2 separate regions of the Mus musculus genome follow, and region 2 is linked to region 1. Evidence: chromatin loops called from intact Hi-C (ENCODE). Cell type or tissue: gastrocnemius. All regions are shown on one strand.

What was found. Peaks named below come from ENCODE experiments on the same cell type or tissue, not always from the same donor. Only the 100,000 strongest peaks of a DNase experiment are listed, where the experiment ranks them.
Region 2: it touches region 1 in a loop (2.3-fold over the local background); 4 of 42 quality-filtered maps call a loop at or near these places.

What each region holds. Positions count from the first base shown.
Region 1 is chr14:24,022,339-24,027,338 of GRCm38, forward strand. No RefSeq gene overlaps it. Among named protein-coding and RNA genes, the nearest start is that of Gm46444, 5.5 kb to the left of the region's middle. In gastrocnemius, no CTCF peak of the experiment used is centred here; a DNase peak (open chromatin) is centred at 3,085.
Region 2 is chr14:23,677,018-23,682,017 of GRCm38, forward strand. The region is part of intron 2 of Kcnma1 (potassium large conductance calcium-activated channel, subfamily M, alpha member 1); the gene reads right to left. Among named protein-coding and RNA genes, the nearest start is that of Gm51422, 29 kb to the left of the region's middle. In gastrocnemius, a CTCF peak has its summit at 2,545 (motif pointing right); no DNase peak of the experiment used is centred here.

The sequences.
Region 1 (5,000 bases):
GCAGATCCTGTTGGAAGTAACCACAGCTGCAGTGGGTTCCAGAGTGATCAGAAAGTGTTGCTCTGCAGCACTCTGGGCCTTCTGCTGGCTCTTACATCCTTTCTGCACCTCTTCCACAATGGTCTTTGAGTCTTGAAGGGGGTGAGCTACGTGCTCTGTTATAGGACTGAGCGAGCTCTCTGCAAGTACTTATTCTCTGCACCCTGACCACCCACTGCAGAGGGAAACCTCTGATGAAGGCTGAGGTCAGCGGCCATCTATGGCTATACATCTAAGTAGTTAGAAGGCAGTATGATTGCACTCCATTTGGCAAAAAGAGCAGCAGTAGGTTCTTTTCTAGTGTCTATGTCCCCAGCCCTAGCTGTTGTGCTCTTGACCAAGCTTACAGACCAGGCATGATTTCTCTCCTGCAGAGTGGACTACAAATCTAAACAGAAAGCAGGTCGTTACCCCCATGACAGTCATACCACCATTGCACCGCTGGCTATGCCTTCCCAGGCTGGTTATTACTAAAGTCCATGTGGTTCGTCACTAGGTATGACGGCTGATGACTTTCCTCTACGTGCAGCTGCATACAGTACCTTCTGGCACTATGAAAGCTTGCCAACAGGCAGAAAATTCCCAACTCAGATCCACCTTGATTTAATGGCCTGTAACCCACAGTATGTGATCTCTTCAGCAATTGGGTCTCATGCTCTATCTCTGGCGGCAACGCAAGACACTGTAATGTTTTAGGGGCCTTTGGAGCCTTCCTAACCAACAGCTGGTAAGGAGGCACCCCACACCTGGTACTGGAATTTTCATTTAAATAACCTTAAGCTTTGGGGGAGAGCATTATCCACTCATGCAAGGTTTCTCTGTTCAAGCATTTTAAATTAATATTTTAATTAGCTTACAAAGTAATGACTTTTCATAAAGAAGGGATTTTTTTTGAGGCAAGGTCTCTCAGTAAACCTGAAACAGAGCATTCTTGCTGGACTGGAGAGTAAGCCCCAGGATCCACTTTTTTCTGCCCACCCTTGAGGCCTGGGGTTAAAGATATCCAATTCTGATGCTCAGCTTCCACATGAATGCCAGGGATCCAGCTTCAGGCCCTCCTGTGTGTGCAGTATGCACTTTCCCTACTGAGGCATCTTCCTAGCCCCAGGCTTGTTCTTCTCAGTTCAGAAAGATTGAGGCCCATTCACAGTCAACCATCCAGGCCAGGATGTGCCAGCCCTTCAGAGAGCACTCGTTGCATAGTCTGCTTTTAGCTATGTAGGTCTCCTGTTCAGGACCAATTAAGAAATGCCACCTGGGTGTAGCTATATGCCATGTACTGAATTGGTCCCTGGGGATGCTTGCTAGAATGAAGTTTTGTCCTGGATCCTTGGAAGCTCAAAACAGAATCATCAGTTGAGGCTTCAGGTCAACCTTCTTGTGGATGCTGAGGTAGAGTGAAGCAAAGGTCCGGAGGGGACATCAGCAAGCGAGGACATGAGAGAGAGGGGTTCCAGGAGAGAAGGTCTCAGTGGAAGGAAGGTGATACTTTTCTGATCAAGGACAGGAGGAAGAAAGCATGTGTGGTGGAAGGACCAAGAGAAAAAGCTAAACTCCTGTCCACAACGGATGTGAGCATCCTGTCAGAGCGTCAGAGCAGTGGTTCTCAGCCGGGTTCCGACCTGGCCACCTGTGGAGATATTTTTGCTTGCCATGTTATTGATGCTGCTGGGATCTTGCATGAAGAAGCTGCTAAACAATATTCAAAACCAAAAGGACCCCCTCTTCCCAAGGACACCACAAGAAACCCCACAGAACCAACTAGCCTGGGGCTCATAGGGGCTCACAAAGACTGAACTGATAATCAGAGTGTCTGCATGGGTCTGACGTGGATCCTCTGCCTTGATGTCTACAGTTGCTCAGCTCAGACTTGTTGTAGGAGCAGGGGCTGTCTCTGACTCTTCTGTCAGCTTTGGGGACCTTTGTCCTCGTACTGGGCTACCCTTTTCACCTTAATACAAGGGGAGGTGCCAAGTCTTACTGCAACTTAATATGCTGTGTTTGGTAGACATACATAGGACCTTCATCCTTTTCTGGATGGATGATGTAAAACCCTAACTAAAAATAATTAAAAGAATGTAACACATTTTTTAAAGGGACTCCGGACTTGTTTGAAACAGCGTTGGGAAACTTGAATTCCAGGACTGCAGGGAAATGGGAGGACAAAGGCTTAGGACCTAGCCTTGTCAACACTGCTACTTATTCTTGGGCCGCTCCCAGCAGCCTCTGCCTTCCCTGCAGCTTTGACAGCAATGCAGCTGCACTGAATGAGCAGAAAGAACTGGGAGAGAACACCAATTGGTCCTCCCAGCCAGTTTGCCACATCTGTACTCATCTGACGTCTATGCTTGTAGTAACCCAGCTCAGCATTCCTGGTCCCAGACCAGAGAAACACAGATGATCGAACTGCATCTCCAGGAAGCAGCACAACCAGGAGCCTCTGTGGGATTCGATTTGTCTGGATAGCCTGCAGTGGGACACAAGGAAGAAACTGGAGGTATTACCGAGCACTGCTGCAATCGGACAGGATCACCATAAGCGTTTTCCCAGTGCTAAGCGGCAGGAGGAATGGTGTCTGTGTGCAGCCGTTTCGCTTCCCATCTCTAAGAGGCATATTCCCTGAGAGAGATGCCAGGAGCTGGAGGGGAACAAGATCAAGAACCTTTGACGTCACAGCCTCAGCATTGTGCTGAGGGGTTTGCTGAAGGCTGCCAGAGGAAAGAGAAATGGCCCCCAGCACAAGCCAATAGGAACCATGTCCTCTACCCTGGGGGACCTCTGAGCCTTAGTGACAGATCAGAACAGGAACAGAGGGAGTCAGGATTCCCAATATGCAGATAGAATGTCTTGTTTAATCAGAGTCCTTCCTGCCTCCATCATAGCCTTTGAGAATATTGTTGACAATAAGAAATAGATAGTCCATCCCCAAAGTGGTTTCCTGGCTCCTATTCCACCTTCTCCAAAATGAAGCCCTTTTGTATGCTAATGAGATGAATGGTGGCTAGGGGCTCCTGGGAAGCCTTAGCGGCTGGCTGATTGCCAAGGGAAGTAACCACGTAGTTAGAAGGTGGGCAGTTTCAACTCCACTCCCTGACCTCCAGGAAGAAGCCCGCTGGACCTGCTGGGTCTCCATTGTCCAGTGATTTAGCCATTTGTGCTTTTCACATGAGGCCTCCAGGTTCACAAAGCTTCCACATTGCTGAACACTAGGAGGTGACTGGCAGGTGGCACTTCTATTGTGAGAGACTCTGGAATTCTATACCACATGTCTCCATGTCCCAATCCCCATGTCTTGTCCTTCCATGTGCATCTCCTCCATCTGGGAGCTCTTTCTTTCTTCCTTCCTTTCTTTTTTTTTTTTTTTTCTTTTTCCTTTTGTTCCTTATATCAAGGTCCTTTATAATAAGTGGAAAACTAAAAGGCACATCCCTGAATACTGTGAGGTGTCAAGCCAAGTACTGAACTCACAGAGAGGCTTTGGAACCACCAAATCTGTAGCCAGTGGGCCAGTGACAGAGGTCATAACATGGGTCAAGCAACTGTTATCTGGTGGTATCTGAAGCAGGGCCGTTCTGGGGGACAGGGCTGAAATGGGAGCCGGTAGATATAATTCTAACTCCAAACAGTGTCAGAACTGAATTGAACTACAGCACACTCAGTTAGGGTCGGAGATCTGCTTGGTATAAGGGCAGAAAAATCAATACACATTTTGGTGTCTAGAGGTTGAAATATTTGCTGTCCAGGGAGGCTGGAGAAAGAAAAAGAGTTGGTTTGTCCTATTACAGAGTTAAAGTTGACATCTTTGTAGAACACATCATTGAGTCTGAAGATATCTGTCACCAAGAGGAAAAGCCAACTTGCCCCCGAAAAAATCTCATCAGGAAGTTTCTTCCTTACAGGAGACTTGATTTAGACCGCCTGGCTAGACAGTGATTTTTTCATCCTCATCTTGGGGGGAGGGAGAGTCCTGCTCCAGGGAAAGATGACATTTCAGGATACTTCAGCTGCTGACTTTGGGCCCCCCCCCCCAAAAAAAAGCACATCCTTTTCTTCTACCCTTAAAGCTACACCTATGCCAGTCCAGCTGTGGGAAGTTGGCTGAGGTGAAGACAGCACGACAGAGGCATTTGTCCTGAAACAAACTGGCCCTTCTGCTTCCAGAAGACATCCCAAAGCTTTCCTCTTGAGGAACCATTAGCATGCCAGGTACCTGATCTCTGCTCACACGTGTAAACTCTTGTGAGAGACAAGCCCAACAAGGGCTCCACTAGGGAACCGTGCGCCCAGTGCAGTTCACAGCCCCACTGAATCTTTAAAGAAGATTCAGTAAACCCCGCCAGTAATAGGCTTACATCCCAGACATGGATTCTGCTATCTCTATCCCTAATTCAATACTGTTTTTTTCTTCTCAGCTTGTTCTCAACTTTGAATCCTCCCTCTGAAGGCAGGCAGAGAATAGTCTGTGGCTGTGCCCTTGGGACCACATTTTTAAATAGCCTGCAATCTAATTATTTTTATGACCAAATTTTTATTGGACTGTGGAACCACCTCTGGGATTATGTAATTACCCAACTCTAGTTGCAGTTTTGAGGGCCTGGCTCTGAGATCATCAAACACAGGAAAATGCTGCATGCACGCGCGAGTGCACATACACACACACACACACACACACACACACACACACACTCAAGAATGTATCTGAACCATTTCATGCTGAATTCTTATTAAATCATTGCCATGTTTAAAGTTGTTTTCCTGTAACATCATCTTCTGGGACCCATGCAGGGTATTGGAGCCAGCATGGTAATGGACGGGTGCTTGAGGAGGGCCTAGAGCAACCACAAGCAGCACTGTATGTACCCTAATCATACACTTATCCAGATAATTTAGAACAATGAGCACAAACACCTCCTGAAAATAGGATGCTCACAAGGCCTGTGGCAGAATGGCTGCTGCTGAGG
Region 2 (5,000 bases), 350 kb before region 1:
AAGCCTTATGCCTAGCCTTCAGATGGAAGGCAGTCCCTCTCTGTTACCTACCACTTGGTATTTGTGTCCCTTCCTCTCTTGTGTCTTTAGCTTGGCATGTTTGTGCACTGTTTAACTGTATACAATCCTACATAGTAGGGTTGGATAGAATACTCAGAATCCAGAAATATAACAAAAACACTTGGCCAGAGACAGCTACTGTTCAAAGGGTCAAGAGAGAATCGGTAAGGCACAATACTGACGAATGTCAGACTATGTTGACCACTCTGAAACCATATACACTTTTTAAAGGGTCAAGAGTATATGAGTAGTGGAGACTGTTCAATGGGTAAATAATGCATATGCCATGCAAACATGGGAGCCTGGGTTTGACCCCTGGGTGTACTTAAAAAAGGGAGTTGATAACCTGCCTGTAGCTTCAGCACTGGGGGTGAAGCCAGGAAGATTCCAGACACACGGAACTTGTTGGCCAGGAGGCCTAGCCAAAATGGTGAGCTCTGAGTTCAGGTAGAGGCCCTGTCTCAAGGAAATAAGGGAGAGAGTGAGTAAGAAAACAGGTCACCTGATGTTTTCTTCTGGCTGCTGTATATAAGCAGGTAGTTCCAGGTGCATACACATACACACACACACACACACACACACACACACACACACACACACAGGCACATGGATATGCATGAGTATCTGAGGGGCAACACAAAGAAATGAAGTACTAATACTTGCTATAGTGCAGATAGACTGAAAAATCACACTACAAGAAAAAAGCCAGACACGGGAGAGTACATACTCTATAATATGTACTGAGGATGTATTTCATCTACAATAGATATTCAGAGTGAGTATGTCTATAGAAACAGTTGAAAGGGCATCCAAAACTATATTGCCAGTACCCAAGGAGAGACCCTGGCACAGGTGAGCAGGCAGGGAAGCCCCTTGTTCTGTTTTTAAGCCCTTACTGCACTCTTATTTTCAATTACTACCACTTAGCCTTTCTTCCCATTCCCCTCCTCCTCCCCCATTACCTTACATCCTATTCCTCTTTAATGTACAAGGTCGTAAGAGAACAGGTCTGGGAATAGGCTCACTAGCTATCACGGTGCTCAAGTTCCTGTGGTTAAACAGATAAGGGATTATTTGTAGACTAGGTGTGGTGAAGAACACGAGGATGCTTCTTCTATGAGATAGCTGTGTATCTATCTGTTCTGCCTTGGCGGGGTCCTGATCAACCTCCAGCCTGTATCAACAAAGCTAATGGGTAACTAAAAAATATACATGGCACCATCATTAAGTCCCTGAAGCTAAATACATTCTTTAGTCTAGAAAGATGAGCATCCCAATTTCCAGGTCAGACCAGTGATGACCACAGCTCCTTTCTGGAAGAAATCATAGTGGAAAACTTGGAAACTTTGGAACACACAGGCCTCATATAAATATAAAGCCCAGCCTTTTTCTAGTTTGTTGGTTCTATTTTCTAAGTTTTGATGATGGATGGATGGAAAAAGATGAGTATATGCCTACCCAGTCTCTGCCACCCATAGATGCCCATCTTTCTCCTTGACCTAATATATTCCATAAAACACACATATTTTCTCTTCCACCAGTCCCAAAATTGTCTGCTTAGAACTTTAAGCCACGTGACTCTCAATGGACAAGAAGGGGAAGCAAATGGGGACTCATTTCCATTTCAGCCAGCAGCCAACAATTTTCTGCCAACAAGAAACCTCAGTGGCCCCACTATTAACCAATATGGTGCCTGCTGGGCATGACAGCTTGACAAGGACACCATTCTCTTTCAGGTTCCTGAGAAAGTCAAGCACATTCCAGAGATTCTTTATATACTGGTTGTACAGACACACTCATACTCAAAAGCAGAGGTAATTTGGCTAAGAATTCAAGGAAGATGTTTGAGAGAAGGATCCTTCACATTGGAGAAGACAGCCATGACACACTCAAGAGAATCCTTAACCCTTAGTGTTTCACAAATACGTGAATCTTTCTTGTGTGCTGGATCCTAAGAAAGGTACCAGGGATAAAGCTGTAACAAGGAAATCAATAATAGCTACTTTGGGGGAACTTATTATAATGAGGGAACTAGAGATTCACTCAATAACCACCCCAGTGTAAGTCTGAACCCAAATAAGAAAGAAGTGTGGAGCAGAACAGACCGATAGCAGAGTTGGTAATGAGGGAGAAGTCAGAGTAGCTGACTGGCAAGTGCTGGGTAGGTGAAATGTGTGAACTGGGGGCCAAGCAAAGAGAAAGATGGGAGAAAGAGGGAACAGCAGACACAAACACAAAGAACAGTGCATGCCAAACCTAGTGTAGAAAAAAAAAATAGAGTATATTAGAAATTTGGACAAAAGACAGCATGACCAGAGCCCACATAATAAGAGGAAACATGATTCACAGGGCCGGAGAAAACCAAAAAGATTCCTAGTGGCTTGCAAATAGTGCTTGATCTTCAGACATGATCAGAAGAAAGAGGGGACATGAGGGTATTTTTGCTGAATGTGTACATCATGACACACACATGCATGTAGTTCCCACAGAGACCAGAAGAGGGCATCGGGTTCTCCCTTCTTCAGTTACAGATGTTTGCTTGTGAGCCACCTATGTGTGCAAAGAACCAAAACCTGGTCCTCTCTAAGGGCTACAAGTGCTCTTAATTTTGAAGCCAGCTCTACAGCCTTAGTTAGTCATTCCTTAAAATGGGCTAAGCTTGACACAAGAATATTATGATGCTAAAATTAAAGCAGAACCAACCCAAACTTTTATCTGAAAGACTGGGCACAGTTCTGAAACCTTCAGGAGATACTGTTATGCTAGGGGAAAAATTGAATGAAATACCTGCATTATTTTCCCACAACCATCTGTAATTGCCTTCTAAAGAATCCTTAAATTAGAATTATAATAGCTCATGATAAACATTGATTTATTTCTCACACTATCAGAGAATAGGCATGGCATACCGAATATGTTCCTGCTGTCTCATGAATTGGTTTTAAGTGGCCTCATTTATCATGAATTTCAGGATGCTTTAACAACTTGTAGAATGAATGAGTTAATTATGTTCTCAGAGGTTTAATAAGATCCACCAATTTAAGTAATAATCTGACTGTCTTGGAATTAACTCAGTAAAGTTTTTAAATTAAGGAATAAATACATTTGGCTTAGCTGAATATGAGTGTATTCATAGGAAGTATATATTCTACAATCTACAACATAGTGAATAGGGGAGAACATGGTTGATTAAAAAAAAAAAGCATTCCTATCAACAGATAAATGTTGATGCATACCTGAGCCAACTGTTTTCCAAGCCCAGGGGCTCTAGGTATACAGACTGTGCAGGAGAGAGTAATAAAATTTCATCTCCATGTAATGAGTTCACTGAGGATTCCAGGGAATGGACTGATTTTTCAATAGGCAGGGAGGAGGGAGGGAACACTGACATGGAGATAAGAATCGGATGTCACTCAGGGATTGGTCTTGGGCTCAATCACCTGAGTATAAGGTGGTGTGAAGCTTTTTCTTTCTTCTTGTTAAAAAAAAATATGTGCACATGCATGCTTACAGGACAATTTTCCGTGTGTGTGTGTGTGTGTGTGTGTGTGTGTGTGTGTGTGTGTGTGTAAGCATGAGCACCTGCATGTAGAAATGGCTTCAGGAACACTTTGTACCTCTTTCATTAGCCAATTAGGGTGACCAGTGAGTCTCAGGGATCTTCCCATCTCTACCTTCTCAGCACTGGGGTGGGGGAGTGTATGGCATCACAGCCAACATTTTTTATGTGGGTTCTGGGGATTTGACTCAGGTTATCATACTTGGAAGACAAGCATTTGCTTGCCAAATGATCTAGCTCCACGGCCCTCTTTCCTTTAACACAGTTTTGTTCTTTTCCCTCACTACTCTCTCAAGTTGCCAATGGAAACAAGCTGGAGTGGCTTGGGTCTTCTCTTAGCACACTTCCCAGCAGCTTCTGCCCTATGTCCTGGTGACAGAGGAGTGCCAGGATGAGAGCTCACATTGCTTGTGAGTACACACTGGTTCTGTTCCTCAATGGTCATGTGACATTGGAAAAGTAAGTTTACCTTGAAAATAAGGTGACTGGTACAATATACATCTCATTGTGCTTGCCCAATGATTAAACAAGATGCATACAAAGTGCTTACTTAGAAATGTGCCCTACTGGGGACAGTTAGTTGTTGAGGCTCACAGCTTGAGGGAGAAATCAGCTCTTATCCCCCTAAAATCTCATGACCATCATGGCCTCCTACCAGATGTCACACACCTCCTACCCCGAAAACACACTTACAATGAGTTTCTTCCCGCACACTTAATCATGGAGAATATTTTCCTTCTAATTTTGTTTTGAGTGGAATTTTCTATTGCTATCAGATAGACAGGTCATCTTGCTTGCTATAACTGGAGAATAACCCCAAATATACAGCAGTGAAGAAAACTCAAATCAGTAAGATTCTATCTCTAGACTGTAGCCTCATCAAGACACAGAGCCTTGGGCTTGAGGCTGATTCTCCATGTTGAGAAAGACAGTAATGACTTGTAGACCTTCAAGGCAACTATGCCCCTGTAGTCAGGAAAATTCAAATAGAGACACAAGCTTCTCATCACATAAGATGGTGTCATCAAACTCTAGGTCAGGGCACCACCGCAAATCATGCCACATGCCCCTGGTAACCTTCCATAGTGTCACCTTGAGTGGCTTCCATTGCAGTTCTAGATACTCAAGAATACTCCTGAAACATCTGTAAGGAAGGCTCCCAATTCATTCACTTCTGAAACTACAGAGTGAGACACTGGAATCCACGGAGTTCACCTGCTTATAATTCCCACCAGCCACAAGTCCCAATGTTACTAGTTTGTCAGTGAATCTTTGCCAGTTTAATGGTGAATGGTGTGCACTTGAGGGTAACTCAGGCTCCAGGCTTCCTTTCCCAGACCACCCCTGTGACATTAGGTTTCCAACATAGCATCTCACACTT